2 separate regions of the Homo sapiens genome follow, and region 2 is linked to region 1. The links are chromatin loops, found by intact Hi-C in ENCODE. Cell type or tissue: CD14-positive monocyte. All regions are shown on one strand. Each heading gives the region's core, and the rest is flanking DNA. Links, peaks and the distances in the headings are about the cores only.

Region 1 (12,231 bases), core at 4,638-9,637:
TTCTGTCTTGCCACTTTTAAATGAAGTCTATTTTTCTCTCAACACTTTTTCTTACTGCTCAGCAAATATGTATTTCAACTAAATTCAGTTCTTCAGCAATGGCTGAGGAAAAAGATAACAGTATCATCTTTGTATATTTCCAAGATCAAGTTTTGCTATCTAGTCTCAGCCCTAGGAGAAATGTGAGTGTGTCTCTTCTATATTCCAAGTGATGCCAAAAGGCAAAGTATGTTTGATGGGTAACAAATGGCATCCTCTGTCTTTGGGAAGTAAGGCATATTTTTTCCATTTTTGGCAGCTATCTGGAAATTCAGAGTCTCACAGCACAAAAACAGAGAACTAAAACAAAAAAAATTAAAATGACTCATGTAGATAATATTCACCAAACTAAGAATATAAGGAAAAGAAAGTGTCCACTGTTTCTACAAGCACATCAAAATGTATGATAAATTAGCCCATACAAGGCAAAGGCCTAGTCTTTAGCAGAAGGAAGGGCCCCCTGTCTGACTGTGGCCTTTGACACTGATGAAGCTGTGTTATTTAAGAACTTTTTTGGGAAAAAAAATTCTGGAAAGAACTTCTGCACTGTAGATTAGGCCATGGCTACTGCCTCTGTACAGCTTCCACTTTATCTGTTGCTTAGGCAAGAAGTACGTGCTAGTAGGTCTCATTTTCAAGGAAGATGACTTCCAAAAAAGAGGTTGAATGGTCAGTTTGAGAGCAGAGTTAGGCAGTGAATGATCAAGGATTGGAACGTCAAAGTCAGAGACTCCGGTTCACTTTATCCCCACTTGTGATGCTATCTTCACTTAGCTGAAAAAAAAATGTTGCTGGAATTATCCATCACTGGAGTAGGCATTTGTACTATTTGCAGTCTTTTGGGGAAATGTTTTCAGTGAGCATAAGAAACATTTACTTTTGTTTTGGAGGTCATCGTGGATGGAGTAGGTAAGGCATTAATTTCTTTTGGCAGCCATATCCTGGAGGGGAAGGGAGAGCCAGGATTATCTCACAAATAGAAAGGAGCAGCAAGTTTTACACCCACTGACTTTGAAATGATAGCCAGTGACGTCTGACTGGAGTTGAGCAATGCACTTGAGAACTGTTTTGTCAGCATCTCAAAATGTAATAAACCCCTTGTATGAATGGCTTCTAAGACAATGTGGCATGGGAAAAGTGATGTGCTGCCAGGTTAAAATGTAATGAAAGTTGCATTCCTTTTACTATTCTTCTTCACATTCAAAGACATGGGGCCAGTGCTATGGGTAACTACTTATACACATGTAGCAGAAAGCCTGGTCAGGACTCTGATGACTCCCACTTGCCTACTGTATTAGTCGTTCTCATGCTGCTAATAAAGACATAACTGAGACTAAGTAATTTACAAAGAAAAAGAGGTTTAATTGACTCAGGGTTCCATGTGGCCGAGGAGGCCTCACAATCATGGCAGAAGGCAAAACGCACGTCTCACCTGGCGGTAAACAAGAGTGAATATAAACCAAGCAAAAGGGGAAGCCCCTTATAAAATCATCAGATCTTGTGAGACTTATTCACTACCATGAGAACAGTATCAGGGAAACCACTCCCATGATTTGATCTCCCACTGGGTCCCTCCCACAACACGTGGGAATTATGGGAGCTACAATTTAAAATGAGATTTGGGTCAGGACACAGCCAAATCATATCACCTACTCACCTCATATGGCCATAAAAGTAACCTCTTCTGGGTCCTCTTACAGGATGCTGGGTGATGAATGCCTTTTCCACATTGACAAAAGAGTTTAGGATCACAGGTTAATACTCTCTGCTTCTCACTAATGTATTTGCTTTGTGATAGGGCAGGTCCTCGCAAACTTTGTTTTTGAATAACTTACATGTTTTTTCTGTACCATGAAACCATCAATTATCCATATATTTTTCTTTAAATGGAACCACTTTTTCTATTATTTTAAAAGATTATATCACTACTGTAAACAGATTTACAAACCATATCATTGGACTTAAATAGAAGGTAGCTATTATATACATAGATATACACAATGAATATAAAACAATGCTTTAAAGTTTGGGTAAATACTGTTATCTTCTGCTGAAGACTCCAAAAGTGAGGTGTAGACATTCTCTCTGTTAAAAAAAATAGAGAAAAAGCAAAGGGCAGTGTGAAGAGTGTTAAATACACACCAACACTGAATTAAGATTTTCTTCTTCATGTGATCAGGATTGAAAGACAATTCATAAAGAAGTCAATTTCTCATTATGGAACTCAAAGTGATGATGCTGGGTCAGTGTGCCATCTTTTGTGCTGTCTCACTTTAGAAAGTATTTCAGTGAAGAGTTTTTGGAAAACACGACTATATTCAAAAGAGCATTTCTATTGTTCAGTTAGACAACAGTGAGAAAGAGAAGTTGAGAAAAGAATGGGCCATTGCTTTTCCTCCACAATCAATTTAATTCAACAAGCAATATGAATTCTATGCTCAGATATTTCAATTTATTTATTCTCTTATGGTGAGGAAAAACAAAGGCATTTGAAACAGCTGACTAAAAAGCAATTCAACACTCAATGAAGTGTGCGTGCTAAGGACCTCGACAAATGAGGGTGCACAGGGAGCCTTGAGCTCTTCTGCATGAATAAAGCAAAGAAGGGCAGACGGATTAGAAACAGGAGCCAATGCTGGGTAGAGCTGCCTAGTGGGGCTCAGGGCATGGCAAGCAGAAGGCAAGTGGAAGGAAGGTGAGATTTCCGCCTCCCTTTTTTCACCAAAGGAAGGACTATCAGTGTTCAAAAGAGTAAGAGAAACTCCACTCAGAATCCGAAAGAACTGGTCCCTTGGATGTTCGATTTCATTTTCCAAGGTCTGACTGCCTTGTGCTATTGAGCATGGACTAAGAAGGGCTTTAGCACTCAAGCAGTCTGCAGAAACAAAAAGTGAATAAAACAAGCTTATTCCTTGAAATGTATTGTAAGTGATATTTTTATAATGCAAACAACTATTAAAACATTAAATCAAACTTTTATTTCCCATTTAAATGATCGTCCAGTGGCTTTACACATGTTTTCTAGCAAGTAACAATAGCAATAGCCCCCAGTTTTTTGAGTATGAGGACTGTGTCATGCTAGAAATTATACTTTTAATGTCTGTAGATTGAGAAAATACATTAATGATCAAAGGCTGCTATTAATTTGGTGAAGCAAGTAACTGAATTTGTAAGTTATTCATCACCTCAACTACAGACAGTTTAAAAATAATGTGTGTGTATGACATATTATTTATTTAGTCTCTCCATACTGAATGTGCATATGGATTTACAGACCCCTCACAATAAATTCTGCTACCCCCAGGGGTCCAAGACCTACTGCTTGGGAACCTCGGAGTAGGACAGGCTTATGATTGATGACAATGAGGAGGGCCTGGGGCACATCTGCTAGTCTTCCTTTGCTTTTATCATCACGTCCCTCACACTTTCTTCTTGAAGTTCTGCACTCCACTTTGTTTACTGAAAATATTTTCTGTATAAACTTCTACAAGTTGGTTATGACTTCCCACAGTGCAAACATTTGTCATGCTAAAAAATAAATTGCACTTTGGAAATTTGCACATTTGGGATAAATATCATTTTAAATTCTAGATTCACTAGGTGTTCAACTGTATTTAATAATTTTTTTTTTATTCCTTAACCTGGGAAGTGATTAGATGGTTGATTGATGTATAACTCTTCACAATTTTGTGACTTAAATATTTAATAATGTATTAAAGCAAAAGGATTTCCTGCACCCCAGTGCCAGCTGTTTCCCTTTATGTTGTTATCACAACAGGCCAACAAAATCTACCAATATAGTTATTACTTGCTGCACAAAGCAGAGCTAAGCAACATTGTAAACTTACTTTGCTAGTGCTTTCTGGAATTTTCTTACTTGTCCTAGCACATTTTATCAGAACTTTGATTTAAAATGTGTTTGTGGACTTTTGCCCAATTGTGTTTTCCTTTTTTGTGTGTGTCTGCCTTTTTGGTGACCCTAAGGATAATTCCGACCTTCTTACAAAGGATTTCTTCAATCTTTCATGTGTATGTTCCTGCAGTCAGCCCTTCTCCTTCCTGCATCAACAATGTCTTCCTTTTATCATGGCACAACTTTTTAAGCAACTTGTCTATACATTTGCTGTCTACACACACTCATGTACCAGCCAATTTCAATCCACGTGGCTCTGGTTTCTGTCCCATCACTCCACTGAAAGTGCTCCTGCTGTGGTCATAGACCATCTACCTATGAGTCCACAGTTCACTTCATCCTCAGCTCCCTCACTCTCTCAGATGCATCTGACATGTAGATTGTTTCTTTTAATTTTTAAACATGTTTTCTTGTTTATTTCCATTATACTCACTCATTTATTCAATTTATTCATGTATTCATTCAGGAAGACTTGCTCTGGGTACAAGGAATGGAACAGTAAAAAAGAAAGACTGGGTTCTTGTCTTTATAAACTGACAGTCTGAGATAATCAGAAAAACAAATATGCAGTTAAAATAGAATGTGCTAAGTGTTCTAGTGAGGAAGATATGGTAAAAGAATACTCCCGAGGAATGCCTAATCAGGATTTGGAAAGTCAGTAACAGGTTTCTGAAGAAAGTGACACTGAATCCAAGACTTGTAAAACAAATAGGAATTAGCCAGAGGATGAAGGGAGCTTAGTGAGAAGGGATACTCAAGACAAAGAGAAGAGTGGATGAAAGGGCTTGGAGGCAAAGAAAAAGCACAAGAGCTGAGGTGGATTAGTGTCAATCAGAGTGGATGACAAAGAGGAGAATACTGAAAATGTCACTGGAGTAAGGAGGCACCATATGCTGACAGGCCTTGCAAGATAATTTATGAAGACTGGACTTATTTTACTGAAGGCAGTGGAAAGCAGAGAAGGCAGAAGAATGAAGAATATGGAGATGGAAAGTGACTAAAGCAGGAGAAAGAGTTGGCATGGGGCAGAGTTAGAGGAAGACAGACTTGGTATGTGGCTGTGATGTTGATGCAGGTAACACATGATGGTAATTTTAGTGGGAATAGAGAGAATTCGCTATTACAGAGGAAGAAACGATAGAATTTGAAGATGGATTGGGGGCTGGAATTGGGGTCAATGCTTAGTCATGGAGATGAAAAAGTCAACAATCACAATGAGGTTTCCAACTTTGGTGACCAGGTATTCAGTGATGACACACACCAAGTTGAAGAAGCCCAAGTAGGAACAAGGTAGGCTAAAGGTGGAAGGGAAATTATGAGTTCAGCTGGAGTTTTTAGACATTTCTAAAAAGCAGAAACAACTTGGACAGGCAGTAGGGTACCTGACATGCACTAGCCCTCCTCTGTGTCTTTCAGAGATAAGTAAAGAAATGAGGAAATAATTATGATTTCTCTGTTCCTGGGAACTTTATTGGGAGCATGTCTGATTGAGCCACAATGCAAGATGTGGAGAGGAGGACTGACATGGTTCTGAGGGGATCTACCTTTCTTCCAGGGATGAGGACACTTCCTATGACAGACAGAAGTCACAGCTCAAGATCCACTGCTTGGAGAATTGGAGTATTGGGGAATCTGCAACAAGAATCAAACACTTAGCATCAGAGGTCTTGTGACTACATTGTCTAGTTCTCAATAATATGATTTAAGGGGCCAAAGTCCTCACAGTTGTCAAGGAAAGTTTAGGAGAACTAAGAGCACCTCTGAAATAGCTAATACCTGAGTTTGGGGCTCTTGTCCTCTCTCAGAATCCTGGCAGGGATGTGGCAATATAGTCTAGGTTTGGGTTAGCAAATTAGACCAGGTTGAAATGAGTACAGAAGATTAAATATATGGGAAGAAAAAGACTCATATTTTCAAATCAAAACCACAATGAGATAGCATCTCATACCAGTTAGAATGGCTTTTGTTAAAACATCAAGAAATAACAGATATTGATAAGGCTACAAAGAAAAGGGGACATTTACACACTGATGGTGGGAATGTAAATTAGTCCTGCCACTGTGGAAAGCAGTTTGGAGATTTCTCAAAGAACTAAGAGTTAACTACCATTTGACCCAGCAATCCCATTACTGGGTATATACCCAAAGGAAAGTAAATTATTCCACCAAAAGGACACCTGCACCTGTATGTTCATCACAGCTCTCTATTCACAATACCAAAGACATGGCATCAACCCAGGTGCCCATCAATAGTGGATTGGATAAAGAAAATGTGGTACATATACACCGTGGAATACTATGCAGCCATAAAACAGAATGAAATCAGGTTCTTTGCAGCAATCTGAATGCAGCTGGAGGCCATTATCCTAAGCAAACAATGCAGAAACAGAAAACCAAATACCACATGTTCTCACTTAGAAGTGGGAGCTAAACATTGGGTACACAGGGACACAAGACGGGAACAATAGATACTGTGAACTACTAGACGGGGGAGGGAGAGATGGAGGTAAGAGTTGAAAAACTGTCTATTGGGTATTATGCTCAATACCAGGGTGACAGGCTCAGTCATACCCTAAACCTCAGCATCTCGCAAAATTCCTCTGTAACAATCCTGCCCATGCGCCCTCTGATTCTATGATAAAAGCTTAAAAAGAAAACAAAGAAAGTAAAATGCTTTCTCTTGTGTATTTTAACGGTGTATCCCATTTGCAGTGAAGGTCCCGTTTCTTGCAAGATCATTGCTTTTGCAATCCTATCTAGAGTACTATGTAAAAAGGAATCTTGAAAAAATGAGGAACTGGATTTTACTCACTTCTAAGAAGTTATGCAAGTTGCTACATATTTGCTTAATGCTAGTAACGTTTCTAATACCTCTAGTTGAAATATTGTGCCTTGCTGTGCTATTAGAGAGACAAAAATAAAAGAATTTCAATATTGTGGTCAAAAGGGGCCATTTTTCTGTTTTCAGTATGAGTTTTCTGGTTAATATTCCCTGTTACCTATCATCTACCAAGTTCTATGTCTCTATCCATTCTAATGTCTTATACACTAACACAGCCTGCCTTGTCAAAAGGCTATTAACACACCATTAATGGAGTGTATTTCTCTTTAGGATGTCTGTAAGGACTTCCCAGAAATTATATTTAGTATATCGTAAGGGTTGAAATCCTTTCTGCAAATGAGTAAACTTTTTGCAAATTAAGGACTATCGTAGGATCTACAAGAATTAGAGCTCGCTGATGACCCACAGTTTTTGTAAGCAGAGCACAGCCAACTTCCCAATAGTGCCTTGCACCAGGGGAGCCCACTCCCTTCTGCTGTATTAGTCATCGTTAGCCACACCAGGGAGTGATTTAACCCAGTTTACAAAAAAGCAGTTGTTCTGTTACCCTTGGGAGAGCGGTTAGTTAGTCACCAGCACCAGGTTTTGTTGCCTTGGGCATCACACCACACTCATCCTTCCCCTCCTAACAGTTTTAGGCTAGGATAGAAGTGACAGCAGATGAACGTGAACAACCCCTCACACTTCACATGGGCCATTCTTGTGCACCAGGCCCTGTGCTCATTGCCATTTCATGTCATCTCCTTTAGTCCTCAGCACCACCTGGGATGATTGACTGCATTTTGGAGATGACGAAACTGTAGTTCAGGGAGAGAAAGACGCTTTCCAAGGGTCACCCTGAACTGGGGTTTGAACTCAATTCTTTGACTCTTAAGTGTATTCTCTTAATCAATAGCTTGCAAAATTAATTTTGTTTACAAAACATAAGGGAACACAACTACAGAATCCTACCCAATCACAGCAACTCCTTTTTTTTTTTTCTTATTGGGGTTCAGTGTAGAGATCATTGAAATAAGCATCCACAGCCTGTTTTAAAAACAGTGTGAAGCACTTGCATCAGCTGTGTTTTCTCCATACAGCATCTGAACCAGTTCCACACCTGTGTATGGTATACAGAGCTGCCTATGTTGTACACTTGAGGGCCACTAAAATATTGACTAAAAGAGGCCAGGTGCAGTGGCTCATGCCTGTAATCCCAGCACTTTGGGAGGCCGAGGTGGGTGGATCACTTGAGGTCAGGAGTTCAAGACCAGCCTGGCCAACATAGTGAAACCCCATCTCAACTAAAAAAAAAAAAAAAAATTAGCTGGGTATGGTGGTGGGCTCCTGTAATCCCAGCCTCTCCCATCTTCTCCACTGGATTCAGAATATGAAGATCACTGGAGAGCTTGATAAGGACTTATTTAAGTGACAGCCTGGTTTCCACTGTGCTGTGTGTATGTCAAGTTTCAAGAGAAAGCTTGATGCCCACTTTTGGGATGAGGCAGTATGGTGGCAGTGGCAGCAGCCTGAGGAAGCTCTTTCAGGGAGCTTGAGAAGTGAGCAGAGTGGCCCGTGCAAGGAGCAGAGGCCTAAGGTCTGAGCCAGATGGCTGGCTGACACAGTAAACGATGAGCAGGATGGGTTTGTAAAGAGAAGAACACAACAGTCACATAGGGTGAAGGCTAAGGTTTTATTTTGAATATTTAAAATTAATGTGATTTTATTTTCAGCCTCACATTGGTGGGGCTTGGACATATGATTTGCACATAGACATGTAATATGTGAACACTATCAATGCTAAGAGAGTCTGATGTTGTACTTTAGACAACCTCTCAAGTGAGATTTAGTAAAGGGTTTGTTGTACTAGAATTGTAATGAGTCCAATCAACAAAGCTTTCTATGACTTATTGCTCTTGTAATCATCATGATACTGATTTAATCAGTAATGTAGATTTAGATCATTAATTCAAAAAATATCGATTGAGAATCTACTGTGTACCCAACATCGTTCTAGGCAACAAAGTTGTAGGAGAGAACAAAACAGACTAAATCCCTGTTCTAATCCTGTTTAAAATCTGGTGAGAACAGATGGCCAAAAAAACAAATAAACACAATATATAGTATGCTAGGTCTAATAGGTGGTGTGGAAAATAACTAATCGGGGCAAGGAAAATACTTCTGTGATAGGTAGTAGTAGGAGGGTGCTGTTTTACATAGGGTGGTCTGGGAAGGCCTCCCTGATAACGTGAAAAAAGCAAGGAAGCAACTCTGTGGGTATCTAAGGGAAAGCTTTCCTGCTAGGAAACACAGCATGTTCAAAAGCAGGAGTGGTTTGGTTTGTTCAAAGTATGGCAATGACATGAGTGTGGCTGAAGCAAAAAGAGGGGAAAACAGGGCAGGGTAGTGGATACAACCAGAGAAATGGAGTGGTAGAGGATTATTCTCAGAGTCTTGTAAGCCACAGTAAAGCTCTTGGCTTTTACTTGAGTGTGCCAAGAAGGCATGGAAAAGCTTTGAGCAGAGAAGGAATATGAATCCAACATCTTAAAATGGTCACTGCCTCCTATTTGAAGAGTTGTAGGGTGACTAGTTGGGATGCTATTGAAATAACCCAGTTGAAATAGGATACTAACTTGTTTTAGCTCAAGTTGATAGAAAAAAAATTTAATTCTGGGTGTATTTTTCTTATGAATTGGATGTAGGTTGGGAGAGACATAGATGAATCAAGGATCCGTCTTGTTTTGTTCTGCTGTAAGAGAACACCACAGCGTAGGGGATCTACAATGAACTGAATTTATTTGGCTCATGGTTCTGGAGGTTGGGAAGTCCAAGATTTCATGAGTGAATAGGAAATGTGCCTATAGCACAGTTCAGTTTGAATAATGATTTGGAGATTTAGAGATATTTGAAGTCTAGAATTATTCATTAATGATGTATAATACTCACCTATGTATAAATAAGTCAACTCAGTAAGAGTTAATGGGGCTGTTAAAAAGGGACTCATTGAAGATGGCATACTTCTCTCTATTGCCTGATGAAGGTATATCACCAGTGGTTACTAGGGGGCATAAGCTGAAGGAGGGGAAAATTGATTCCTGTAAGAAGAACAGGTTTGCACAGTTTCAGTCCGTCACTATTTGGGATCCCTTTTAGAAAAGTGACAAACTCTATTTTATAATTTTGAAAACCAAGGGAAGACATAGTATATCTATTGTCACCAAGTCTCCAAGAATGAAGCTATCGGAAAGATCATCTTAATTATTTATTTACTGAAGTTGTAATTGGTCTGAAGAAATCCATTTGCTCAGTTTTACTCTGCTCATATTTTTGTTCTTGCCTTGGCACTTTTAGAGACTATTTCCTAATAATGAAATTTGTAATGAATCTAGGGGATGATTTTTATTGTTCTTGCTGGGCACATTTCTCTAACTTGTGTATTATCTGCCAAAAATTGAATGGTATCTCTGAAAATGAAAGCCAGGCACAAAGGGGATTGTTTTCAGCTTTCACGAAGGGCTGTATAACCGTATGTGTCTCACCCTTCTGGGACTAAAGACATCACGCTTTCCCATGACCCAAAGTGGAAAATCATTCCACTATTCTTGGGGCAGTGTGGAACACTCACCATGTGAAGCAGTCGTAAAACATTTTACTTGTTTTATCTTTCTTTTTCCTCTTGCTATTTCCCTTTATTTTGGCAAAAGGTGAGAAGTGATGACCGAAATTAAGCATTTCCACATCTAATTCCCAGATTCTAGGACACAAGTTTTCCCTTCCTACTTAAAAAATACCACCCTCCAGAAGTTACCCAGAGAGTCCACTGAAGATGGATGTCCATCAGTTATAGCGTGGTCTGAAACAATTTATTTGAATGGGGCTTTCCAGGGCCTTTTGAGCAGATCAGTCATATGAAGCAAATTTACAGTACAGTAAGTGGTGTTTCCTGAGGTAACGGAACTCCCATCGAATGGCCTCTGAGTGCAACTCTCAGGAGCTGTAATGCTTCTTGCACACAGCCCTGCAAATGAGCAGTGCAGATTTTACCAAATAAACCGCCCTCTGCATACAGGGTTCTAGAAGCCTATGGCAAGCCATTCTAACAAAATTGTTTTCACTTCTCTTCACCTCTTTCTAAACTTATACTCCTGGGTTTTTTGTTAATATTTAAAAAAAGATATTTAAAACTGCACTTCAGCCACCTTGTAAAATGAAAGAGTACATTGTACAGGCACCAAAGGTGCACATGAATGCTTTTATCAAAGTCAGCGTCCTGCTTTGGGACACTAATTGGAACCATGTGTTGAAAATGCAAGACAGGATTTTCGGCTGTTCTTTAATTAAGTGTAATGAAGACTCAACCGTGTTTTTCTTTATAAGGAACGGCTGCTGTAGGTGTCCTCTTCATAGGACTGATGGGTGACCCCAAGTGGGGATGCTGCCACCTGTTTCAGGGCTTCAGGGACATTGGTAGTCATTTTAATATTTAAGACATTCTCAATGATTCTATGATGCTATTCAGCCACATGCATAGATGGCCTGGTTGCAAGTGCTCTCCTGATAAGGAGAGGAAGGGAAGTGAAAGAAAATCTGATTATTTTCAAGTGTACTGGAAGACTGACTCATAAAAGATTTTTTTTTAGTATTCTTATAAAGTTCAGTTATTGCAAAAATCATCAGGGAGGTGGAAAAAGTATCTCCTCATTCATTTTTCCATTAAAATCTGTGGAGAAATAGTGGCTAACATGTTAAAAATATTAGCCACTATTTCTCCAGAGTCTATTAGAAAGACAATGAGAAATACTGTCTCAAATTTTCTGTTGAAACTTGAAAACAAAATATAATTTGATTTTTTTTAAAAAGTGCTATTTCTGCCACTTTGTTCTTGGGCAAAAAGGATATTCTATAGCTCTTAGTTGTCCTGGGATCAAAATCCCAGGGAATAAAAGGTTAGTTCACAATGTCTCCTTTCAGGATTTAAGCCCCTCTTTCACAATGCTTTGTGTTATTTAACATTCATTGAATGGTACCAGTGTATTGAACCCCACTCCCCTCAAACCTCCACATGGACTGGATCCAGATCTGGTACCTTTGTACAAAATGCTGAAGCCTTAAGAAAGAAATGTGAACACTGCTTCTAACAGCATAGTTGCACCTACAGACTCCAGAAAGAGGTGCAAAGAGAAGCGAATTAATGACGACAGTGACAGCAATTACTTTCAAGGTATACAGGAGCAGCATTCTGCAGGAAATAAAGATGTCAAAGCAGGGTTGGGAATGTTCAAAAAAGGAAGTCAATTCCACAAGAGGCTTAAAAACATTCTCTCCAAATCACTTCTAAAGAAAATGATAAAACCACTTCTGCTTATATCAAAGCCCAAGGGCCAAGTACTAGAAAGAGTCTCTCTTGGTTGTGGGCAGGTTAGGCGTCACTCTGCCAGTAGTCTCTCAACTTCCAA
Region 2 (12,231 bases), core at 3,947-8,946, 56 kb after region 1:
TGTCAATTTTGGCTTTTGTTGCCATTGCTTTTGGTGTTTTGGACATGAAGTCCTTGCCCACGCCTATGTCCTGAATGGTAATGCCTAGGTTTTCTTCTAGGGTTTTTATGGTTTTAGGTCTAACGTTTAAATCTTTAATCCATCTTGAATTGATTTTTGTATAAGGTGTAAGGAAGGGATCCAGTTTCAGCTTTCTACATATGGCTAGCCAGTTTTCCCAGCACCATTTATTAAATAGGGAATCCTTTCCCCATTGCCTGTTTTTCTCAGGTTTGTCAAAGATCAGATAGTTGTAGATATGCGGCATTATTTCTGAGGGTTCTGTTCTGTTCCATTGATCTATATCTCTGTTTTGGTACCAGTACCATGCTGTTTTGGTTACTGTAGCCTTGTAGTATAGTTTGAAGTCAGGTAGTGTGATGCCTCCAGCTTTGTTCTTTTGGCTTAGGATTGACTTGGCGATGCGGGCTCTTTTTTGGTTCCATATGAACTTTAAAGTAGTTTTTTCCAATTCTGTGAAGAAAGTCATTGGTAGCTTGATGGGGATGGCATTGAATCTGTAAATTACCTTGGGCAGTATGGCCATTTTCACGATATTGATTCTTCCTACCCATGAGCATGGAATGTTCTTCCATTTGTTTGTGTCCTCTTTTATTTCCTTGAGCAGTGGTTTGTAGTTCTCCTTGAAGAGGTCCTTCACATCCCTTGTAAGTTGGATTCCTAGGTATTTTATTCTCTTTGAAGCAATTGTGAATGGGAGTTTACTCATGATTTGGCTCTCTGTTTGTCTGTTGTTGGTGTATAAGAATGCTTGTGATTTTTGTACATTGATTTTGTATCCTGAGACTTTGCTGAAGTTGCTTATCAGCTTAAGGAGATTTTGGGCTGAGACGATGGGGTTTTCTAGATAAACAATCATGTCGTCTGCAAACAGGGACAATTTGACTTCCTCTTTTCCTAATTGAATACCCTTTATTTCCTTCTCCTGCCTTATTGCCCTGGCCAGAACTTCCAACACTATGTTGAATAGGAGTGGTGAGAGAGGGCATCCCTGTCTTGTGCCAGTTTTCAAAGGGAATGCTTCCAGTTTTTGCCCATCCAGTATGATATTGGCTGTGGGTTTGTCATAGATAGCTCTTATTATTTTGAAATACGTCCCATCAACACCTAATTCATTGAGAGTTTTTAGCATGAAGCGTTGTTGAATTTTGTCAAAGGCTTTTTCTGCAACTATTGAGATAATCATGTGGTTTTTGTCTTTGGCTCTGTTTATATGCTGGATTACATTTATTGATTTGCGTATACTGAACCAGCCTTGCATCCCAGGGATGAAGCCCACTTGATCATGGTGGATAAGCTTTTTGATGTGCTGCTGGATTCGGTTTGCCAGTATTTTATTGAGGATTTTTGCATCAATGTTCATCAAGGATATTGGTCTAAAATTCTCTTTTTTGGTTGTGTCTCTGCCCGGCTTTGGTATCAGAATGATGCTGGCCTCATAAAATGAGTTAGGGAGGATTCCCTCTTTTTCTATTGATTGGAATAGTTTCAGAAGGAATGGTACCAGTTCCTCCTTGTACCTCTGGTAGAATTCGGCTGTGAATCCATCTGGTCCTGGACTCTTTTTGGTTGGTAAACTATTGATTATTGCCACAATTTCAGAGCCTGTTATTGGTCTATTCAGAGATTCAACTTCTTCCTGGTTTAGTCTTGGGAGAGTGTATGTGTCGAGGAATGTATCCATTTCTTCTAGATTTTCTAGTTTATTTGCGTAGAGGTGTTTGTAGTATTCTCTGATGGTAGTTTGTATTTCTGTGGGATCGGTGGTGATATCCCCTTTATCATTTTTTATTGTGTCTATTTGATTCTTCTCTCTTTTTTTCTTTATTAGTCTTGCTAGCGGTCTATCAATTTTGTTGATCCTTTCAAAAAACCAGCTCCTGGATTCATTGATTTTTTGAAGGTTTTTTTGTGTCTCTATTTCCTTCAGTTCTGCTCTGATTTTAGTTATTTCTTGCCTTCTGCTAGATTTTGAATGTGTTTGCTCTTGCTTTTCTAGTTCTTTTAATTGTGATGTTAGGGTGTCAATTTTGGATCTTTCCTGCTTTCTCTTGTAGGCATTTAGTGCTATAAATTTCCCTCTACACACTGCTTTGAATGCGTCCCAGAGATTCTGGTATGTGGTGTCTTTGTTCTCGTTGGTTTCAAAGAACATCTTTATTTCTGCCTTCATTTCGTTATGTACCCAGTAGTCATTCAGGAGCAGGTTGTTCAGTTTCCATGTAGTTGAGCGGCTTTGAGTGAGATTATTAATCCTGAGTTCTAGTTTGATTGCACTGTGGTCTGAGAGATAGTTTGTTATAATTTCTGTTCTTTTACATTTGCTGAGGAGAGCTTTACTTCCAACTATGTGGTCAATTTTGGAATAGGTGTGGTGTGGTGCTGAAAAAAATGTATATTCTGTTGATTTGGGGTGGAGAGTTCTGTAGATGTCTATTAGGTCCGCTTGGTGCAGAGCTGAGTTCAATTCCTGGGTATCCTTGTTGACTTTCTGTCTCGTTGTTCTGTCTAATGTTGACAGTGGGGTGTTAAAGTCTCCCATTATTAATGTGTGGGAGTCTAAGTCTCTTTGTAGGTCACTCAGGACTTGCTTTATGAATCTGGGTGCTCCTGTATTGGGTGCATAAATATTTAGGATAGTTAGCTCCTCTTGTTGAATTGATCCCTTTACCATTATGTAATGGCCTTCTTTGTCTCTTTTGATCTTTGTTGGTTTAAAATCTGTTTTATCAGAGACTAGGATTGCAACCCCTGCCTTTTTTTGTTTTCCATTGGCTTGGTAGATCTTTCTCCATCCTTTTATTTTGAGCCTATGTGTGTCTCTGCACGTGAGATGGGTTTCCTGAATACAGCACACTGATGGGTCTTGACTCTTTATCCAACTTGCCAGTCTGTGTCTTTTAATTGCAGAATTTTGTCCATTTATATTTAAAGTTAATATTGTTATGTGTGAATTTGAACCTGTCATTATGATGTTAGCTGGTGATTTTGCTCGTTAGTTGATGCAGTTTCTTCCTAGGAGTGGTTTTTATTTCAAGAAGCCACCTTCTTTGCTCATCCATAAGAAGTCTTCATCCATTCAAATTTTACTGTAAGACTGCAGACTACACTTCTAATTCTAGTTCTCCTGCTGCTTCTACCACATTTCCAATTACTTCTTCCACCAAAGTCTTGAACCCCCTAATCATCCACAAGGATTGGAATCAACTTCTCCCAAACTCCTGTTAATGTTGATAATTTTACCACCTCCCATGAATCATGAATGTTCTTAATGGCATCTAGAACAGTGACTCCTTTCCAGAACATTTTCAATTTACTTTGCGAAGATCCATCAGAGGAATCACTATCTATGGCAGTTGTAGCCTTACAAAATGTAATTCTGAAATAATAAGACTTGAAAGTCAAAATTACTCATTCATCTATCGCTGCAAAATGAATGTTGTGTTAGCAGGCATGAAAACACACTTCTTTGTATATATCCATCAGAGGTCTTGGATGACTAGGTGCATTATCAATGAGCAGTAATATTTTGAAAGGAATCTTTTTTTCTGAGCAGTAGGTCTCAACAGTAGGCCTGCAATAATCAGTAAATCATGCTATAATCAGGTGTATCATCATCTAGTCTTTGTTGTTCCATTTCTTGAGCAAAGGCAGCATAGATTTAGCTTAATTCTGAAGGGCCCTAGGATTTTCAGAATGATAAATGAGCACTGGCTTCAACTTAAAGTTACCAGCTGCATTAGCCACTATCAAGAAAGCCTGTTCTTTGAAGCCAAGAATTGACTTCTTTCTAGCTATGAAAGTCCCAGATGGCATCTTCTTCCAAAAGAAGGCTGTTTTGTGTACACTGGAAATATTTTGTTTAGTGTAGCCACTGTCATCAATTATCTCAGCTAGATCTTCAGGATAACTGGCTGTAGTTTTTCCATTGGCACTCATTGCTTCACCTTGCATTTTTGTTATAAATGGCTTCTTTCCTGAAACCTCCTAAACCAATCTCGGCTAGCTTCCAGTTTTTGTTCTGCAGCTTCCTCACCTCTCTCAGCCTTCACAGAATTGATGAGAGTTAGGGCCTTGCTCTGGATTAGGCTTCGGTTTATAGGAATTTTGGGGCTGGTTTGATTTTTCTATCCAGACCATTCAAACTACATCTCAGCAATAAGGCTGTGTTACTTTCTTGTCATTCATGTGTTCACTGAAGTAGCACTTTTAATTTCCTTCAAAAAGTTTTCCTTTGCATTCACAACTTGGTTGTTTGGTGAAAGAGACGTACCTTTTGACTTTTGGCTTTCAACTTGCCTTCCTCACTAAGCTTAATCATTTCTAGCTTTTGAATTTAAATGAAAGACGTGCAACTCTTCCTTTCATCTGAACACTTAGAGGCCATTGTAGGGGTATTAACTGGCCTAATATCAATATTGTTGTGGGTCAGGGAATAGGGAGGCCTGAGGAGAGGGAGGGACATGAGCAGACAGCCAGGCAATGAAGCAGTCAGAATGCATGCAACATTTATTGATTAAGTTTGTAATATTTTATGGGCATGGTTTGTGGCACCCCAAAATAATTGCAATAGTAAAATAAATGATCACTGATCACAGATAACCATAACAGATATAGTAATAATAAAAAGTTTGAGGTATAGTGAAAATTATAAAAATGTGACAGTGACACAAAGTGACCACATGCTTTTGGGAAAATGGCACCAACACACTTGTTCAACACAGGGTTGCCGGAGATGTTCAATTTATAAAATATGCCATATCTGCAAAGTGCCACAAGTGAAGCACAATAAAATGAATTATGCCTGTATTAAATAACACTGCCTATTGAAAGCTGTTATCATGTATATCATTTACATTTTAACTGCAGTCATTACTATTTCTTTCCATTATGGATGTAGAGAATCTGGACTAATATACATCCTATGTCAATTTCACCTACAATTAGAATGTTTCCTTGTGCAACCAAATGGTTTTCTTTAACTAGGCAACAATTATCTAAAAATCAAGTTAAAGGATAATTATCAAAGTATAGAACAGCATTACTTACATCCCTTTGTTAGAGAAAGGGTTATAATTTATTTATTTGACTGATACAATTTTTTTAAATTAGTGCCTACCACATGTTATTACTTTGCTTTACAAGGAATATATATTGAAGTAACATTTATTAAAGGAAAAATCTATAGTGCTAGGATATATCTGAGAATGAAAGGGGAGGTATTTGAAGCAAGAATGAGATTAAATAATAATAAAATAATATTAATGAAGAATAAGATGTAAAGATTGTGTTCTTGGTTGGACACAAGATGTCTAGAAATTCTTTACTCAGAAAGCTATGTAGTAATTAAATAACATACAACATTACTGTCTTTATAAAACTTATATTTTAATGAAAAGAGACGAGTACAATCAATTAGAATATAATATTTTAGAGACTGATATGGTCTACAGAGAAAAATTTTAAAGGGAATTATATTAGGAGTGGGATGGGGTTACAATATTAAATACTGTGATCAAGAATAGCTTCACTGAGAAGTTGGAACAGAAACTAAGGTGTGAAGGAGGAAGCAAGTCAATATCTAAAGAGTATTCCAGGCAGAGGAATGCTCGTGCAAAAAGCAGGATTACAGCTGATGTGTTAGACAAATATGTAAGAGATTGGCGTGGCTGGAGCAGAGTTAGTGTTGGGGAGAAAAGTATGAAAGGAATCTTTTTTTTCTGAGCAGTATGTCTCCACAGTAGGCCTAATATATTGAGTAAATCATGCTGTAATCAGATGTGAGCCAGGAGAGGTAAATGGGGCAAATAGGTAAAAACTGGGGGGAAAAAACCCAATAAATATCCTACAGCAGTAAACTGGTTACATGTACTATGGAAAGTCTATACAACGAGATTTTTTTGAAATCTCATTACCAAGAATGGGTTAGATGTAAATGTGTTGTCTATTAGAAGATTTCAATGGACAGGGACAGTACTGTGCATATATCATGATCCCTTCTGTGTACATTAATACATGATCCTTATGTCAGAAAAGTGCTTTCTAAAGGATACGTAAGAAAGTTAATAGCAGCAATCTTTAGGACAGAAGATTCAGAGGCAGGGTGGAATATAAGAAAAGCTTTTACTTTTCAATTTATGGTTTTTCTATACCATGGTTTTTGTTTTTTTGACCACCTGTATTGTTACTTTTATTGTAAAAAAAAAAAAAAGAAAGAAAAGAAAAGAAAAAAGAGACATTTTTTGGCATGGTTTCTGTCAAATCTCATCAGCAGTAGATTTAAGAGTTTTGCCTTTTGCCCTTTGAGTGCCAACTCAGCATCCGCAAAATGAATTTTGCAAGTGTTCTGTTTCCTAACTTCCTTTATCAGAGCCTAGTCCAATGACTTTACTAAAGTCAAGACAATTTCACTAAGAAAAATCAGTTCCTCAATTTGAGCTTCTTGGCTACTTAGCAACTACGTGCATCTTAGCACTCTCATTTCCACAACTTCTCCATGCTGACTCCTGTACCAACCAACTATAATCACACATATGAACACATTCACTCCTGCCTCCATACTGCCAATAAGCTGTCTTCTACCACCCAGAAATGCATTTCCCTCTCCTCTCAGAGAAAGCCTCTTCTTTCAAAACTCTCCTCCCATGTGAAAAATTCCTAAATTCATTTCCAACTCATTTTTATCACGGAGCATTCCTAAACATAATTTAATTTGTATTAACCCTATGCAGGTATCAGTTCTGTTTCTGTATTAAGGTACTCTCTTAGAGAGCAGAAGTTAAGGCTTTCTTAATGTATCTTCCCATCTTGACCTAATATGATGCTCCTCACACAACAGGTGATCTCTCCATGGTTAATTCTATTAATTTATATTGCTTAGAAAGTAATTCTATAAAAACATAGGGAATGATAGTGCCTAGAGTGGTCTAATAACCTCAAACTCTTTGTGTAAATTCTGTGGATTTACCTGCTCCTCTTTCATTACACTCTCTTTCTAGGATGATTTTTGCTACTGTAGAAACTGGAAAGCTAAAAATTGTATTTCTCAGTCTCCTCTGTGAAATTATTGAGATATTTTGAAGGTGAAAGTAAGGCAAAGGGTATCCTCTTAACTCATTTTACTGTTTTTGTTTTTTAGCCCCAACAAGCAAAGTCTTGATAGAATATGAGAGGGTTTTCTGTAGCAGATTTCTGTGCCTATTCTTCAGCTTTCTGTGTGGCAAGAGGCAGTTGTGGTAGAGGTGGTGGCAGAATATATGTTCCCAGGCCCCTTTACCAATTTTGAGGCTGCCATGCAGAGGAGCTTCCTGGTGACTGTATTAGAGCATGGCTTCTTGCGTTCTTTTACATTTTTCAGTTTCACAAAAGACTTTCTTTCCATATTTATGAATCTTTTATAAAATATATTAAAAGGCTATATGAATTATTGATATTATATTGAATATTTAATAAATAGCCTTTATTATAAAGAAGAAATAGGTACAGAAACTATATCTGGAATAAAGGGCCTACTTAAATTAGTGTGCACAAAATAGTGGTATGCATTATTTTAAGAGTTTAATAATATATATAAAACAGATACAGATACAACTTTTTGTTCTGATGTTTGCTCCATGAGAAACTCTACCAAAATGACTAGATGATAAATTTTGTTGGTAATTTTTTTATGGTTGAAAGTCTTTTATTGCTGACATTATTATACTTCTCTGCCACAAAATATATTTATAAATTGAAATTAAAATATTTCATTTCCTGTGGCCAAAGGTTCTAAGGATTTTTTTCTATTTTTTAATTGATACGTAATAGATGTATATATTTTGGGTATACATGTGATAATTTGATACATTCATATAATGTATAAAGATCAAATTAGGGTAATTTAGATATCCATCACCATAAATATTTGTCTTTTCTTAATGCTAGGAATATTCAAATTAATTCTCTTCTAGCTATTTTGAAATTACAATAGATTATTGTTGATTATAGTCCCCTGGTGATCTTTTGATCACTACGTCTTATTTCTTCTACCTAACTGTGTGCTTGTACCCATCAATCAACCTCTCTTCATCCTCCGGCTTCTTGTGTTCTAATGGCAGCCAATGTGGATCACTCTCACCGGCCTGCTAGAGCCCAGTGCTGGCTTTCCTATGACTTTATGAGCATCAAATTCCTTATGTGTATTAGTTTCTTATGGCTAAATTACCACAAACTACCACAAACTTGATGGCTTAATACAATAAAAATTTATTCTCTTAAAATTCTGGAGGCCACAAGTCTGAAATGACTGTTATGGGGCTAAAATAAAGGTGTTGGCAGGGCTACACTCCCTCCGGAGGCTCGAAGGGAAGATCAGTTTCCTTGGCTTTTCCACTGCCTAGAGCTTCAGTTCTTGGATCTGTTGGCTCACGTTCCTCCTTATTCAAAGGCAGCAGCTTAGCATCTTTTCTCTCTGATTTTGCTTCCATCACACGGCCTCTTTCTCTGAAGTCTCCTTCTTCCTCCCTCTAATAAGGAAAGTTATAATTGCATTTAGGGTTCATCCAGATAATCCAGAATAACCCCTGCATCTCAGATACTTAATTTAATCACAGCTGCAAAATACGTTTTACCGTAAAAGCTAACATTCACAGATTCTAGGGAGTCACTCCTGATTATCTTTGGCGACTATTATTCAGCCTATCGCATTATGCCTTCCTCTTTCACATGTCACCATAGATTCCAGGCATTAAATGGAAATTGATGGCTTTTCTGAGGGAGATGGGGAAGCTTATTCTGTTTGCCGCAGAAAGGTACACAGAATAAATGTGAAAATATTATATAATAATAATGAAACTTATAGTACTGCCAGGAGGCTCTTTTTCTTGATCACCCTCTCCATATCTGGCCCATCCTCCTTATTTAGCTCTGACTCTTGCTGTTCTCCTAGAGAAACCTCTCACTGGAGCCAATCAAGCCTCGACAAATTAGTAAACACATGGAGTAGATCCAGCCTCCCTACTTTGGCTCATCTTGCTCCTCTTAGTTGAATGGCCTCCTCCTCCTCTTTACAGCTTCAGTCCTCTCCCATTAATGCAGTGACCAAAAAATATTCTTACTGCTTCCTAAAATCTTCCCCCATCACTTCAGCTTAAAGGGATTTTTGAGATCCTGTAGCCAGATGCCTTTACCGCATAAGATATAAGATCTTGGGCAGTTATCTTTAAATATGACTACATCTTTTATCCCCAACAGGAATGTAAGCTCCTGAGGTCAGACACTCTATTTTATATTCACCGGTAGTTAATTATTTGTCATTCCTGAATATACTAAAAGAAAATGTATACTATTAAGCATAAAAGAATATTTTGAACACGTTTATGTTTTCTCTAAATGTCCCATAACATAAAGATTAGTTTTTAAAATCTTACTAACTTGTGGTACTTTCACATTGTACTTATTCCAGTCAACAACTGCAGAGATGTGATAGATGGTATATTTTAAAAATCCCTTTTGTTCCTAAAACCTTAATCCCTTTTTTTTTTTTTTTTTTTTTTTTTTGAGACGGGTCTCACTCTGTCGCCCAGGCTGGAGTGCAGTGGCGCGATCACTGCAACCTCCGCCTCCCGGGTTCACGCCATTCTCCCGCCTCAGCCTCCTGAGTAGCTGGGACTACAGGCGCCCGCCACCACATCTGGCTAATTTTTTGTTGTATTTTTAGTAGAGACGGGTTTTCACCGTGTTAGCCAGGATGGTCTCGATCTCCTGACCTCGTGATCCACCCGCCTTGGCCTCCCAAAGTGCTGGGATTACAGGCGTGAGCCACCGCGCCCAGCCTAATCCATTTTCTAGAAGACCCACATATAATTCTGTTCAAAAGCATATGGAAACCACATTCCCTTAAATGTTAATAGAAATGGCTTAATAAAGCCCAGTGAAAATTTCAGTGTCGATATTTCAATATTTGTTAAATTAATGTGATTGCCAGCATAGCCTATATATATATATATATATATATATTTTTTTTTTTTTTTTTTTTTTTTTTTTTTTGAGACGGAGTCTCGCTCTGTCACCCAGGCTGGAGTGTAGTGGTATGATCTTGGCTCGCCTCCCGGGTTCATGCCATTCTCCTGCCTCAGCCTCCCGAGTAGCTGGGGCTAGAGGCACCCACCACCGTGCATGGCTAATTTTTTGTATTTTTAGTAGAGACAGCGTTTCACCATGTTAGCTGGGATGGTCTCGATCTCCTGACCTCATGATCCACCCACCTCAGCCTCCCAAAGTGCTGGGATTACAGGCGTGAGCCACCGTGCTGGGCTGCAAATTATATTTCTATGGATGATATTCTCTAAGGATTTGTTCCTTGCTGTGCAATAAATGAAAAATATGGTTCTCATGTCATGAATTCCTACACGAGTATAAAAATTTGAAATGGAATTTGGATATTTGGATTAAAAATATTAGATAACAGAAATAATTATGAATTGAGACTAAATAGGACAAATATTAAATAATTGTGCAATCTAAATATTAATGAGTGATTTGTGATTATATAAAGAGTAAATGTTAGTTTGAAACATTTTATTTTAAAAATATAACTAGAATTATATTCACTGTTATTTTAATTTTGGGAAATATATATTTAATAAGAATCCTTTTCTGTTTGTTAGGTAAAACACATGCCAAATATTACAAGTACCTACATGTTCTTAGAATGTAAAGAGGAATATTTTTAAAGGGAGCCTTTGAATTAAGGACAAAACCTGTACAAAAGTGTAGAGAAAATTTGGCACTGATCTTTCTTAAGAACCTGGGAAGTTATTTTGTAAATGGCTAAATCCACGTATAAAATAAGATTTCTATTCCCCCCAAAATATAAATGGTTAAAAGTGGCCCAATTTTATAATATGTTATTAACTTATTCCTGCATACACAACTTTTCATGAAAAGATCCCACACCAAATACTATTATTTCTCTCCATCCATGTGCTTGTTTCTATCCATTCATCTCTCCATGATATTTATGTCTATTATATTAAATGAAATGGAATGCTGAGAATGATTAAGTACTTTCTTAGTAATATGACTACACAAGAATTTCTTACAGGGCTCAAGCTTTGTTTTATTGATGGAACACTTTCTTCAAATGAAATATTGTAGATATCTTCTAACAAGCAAAACAGTAAAAAGTTGAACTGCCCTGGGAATGAGGGAGAGGCAATAGGAGGAACATTCTCTCATTTAACAACTTTTTCTTGGTCCTCCAAAATACATTTGAGGAATTTTTAGGGCTCCATGGAAGAGGAATATATAATATGTTCTGGTAAGATACAGAGTATATTGTGTGCTTCATAAAAACTTTTGTCCCAAAACTGAAAATATAAAGTTCAATCATTTAGTGTTAACGCTAAGCTATTTGATTATTTCATCTGGAATTTTCCGTCTGGAATTCCATATGGTTCTAGAAAGCCAATATTTACAGTATGTACATGTAGTAAACAGGTGTATACATAAAATGCTCCCTTGCTCTCACCTTACTTTTCCAGTTCTCTCTCTCAACCTTCCCAGTACATGCTATGTTCCAACTAAAAATAAATGCTTTCTGCTCCTAAATAATTGTTTTTTCTTTCTATCTCTGTGCTTCTGAATTTGTCATTCTCTGTCAGGGATTCTGCCTTGCTTCCACCATTCACCAACTCAAGATTCTTACCACTTGGATGTAAAGCTTTCTGATAATCACAACTAAATGTGGCTTCCAACCTTGGTCTGTGACACTCTGCTTACGAGTCTCTTAAAAGACTTTCAATTAAAAAGCATTCTCTTTATAGTTCTCTTAAGACACAAATCCTATTTTGCCTTAAGAAATATAGATTTTGTGAATTTGTTAATCCCTCAGCTAAACTGTAAGTATATTCAGGGAGCTATATTAGGGAAAGCTGGCAGCCCCTGAGTGTTGAATATAGTGTGGAATCTGTCAGAACTGTTTATGGAAGGGCCATAGATAGAAATATTACCTATTCTCTATGACTCTGCCCCTCCAAGCATCAAACAATTGGCAGGAACAATGTATGATCACTGTCTAGAACAAATGAGTAAACATTACTAGTTTGAATTAATAAAATTAAAAACCCCATCAGAATTCCTTCAGCACTTAGAGAATTTGTCTGTTAGCAAGAAAGTGTGCACTGGATTCAG

The links. A loop is a pair of places that touch in the nucleus more often than their neighbours do. Peaks named below come from ENCODE experiments on the same cell type or tissue, not always from the same donor. Only the 100,000 strongest peaks of a DNase experiment are listed, where the experiment ranks them.
Region 2: it touches region 1 in a loop (5-fold over the local background); 2 of 110 quality-filtered maps call a loop at or near these places.

The regions. Positions count from the first base shown.
Region 1 is chr5:83,363,620-83,375,850 of GRCh38, reverse strand. It overlaps a transcript of XRCC4 not described here. Among named protein-coding and RNA genes, the nearest start is that of VCAN, 100 kb to the left of the region's middle. RefSeq lists a silencer at 7,284-7,383. In CD14-positive monocyte, for the core only: no CTCF peak of the experiment used is centred there; DNase peaks (open chromatin) are centred at 6,730 and 7,310; H3K4me3 peaks cover 3,193 bases; H3K27ac peaks cover 5,000 bases.
Region 2 is chr5:83,307,122-83,319,352 of GRCh38, reverse strand. The region is part of intron 7 of XRCC4 (X-ray repair cross complementing 4); the gene reads right to left. Among named protein-coding and RNA genes, the nearest start is that of VCAN, 160 kb to the left of the region's middle. In CD14-positive monocyte, for the core only: no CTCF peak of the experiment used is centred there; a DNase peak (open chromatin) is centred at 6,482; H3K4me3 peaks cover 1,714 bases; H3K27ac peaks cover 4,128 bases.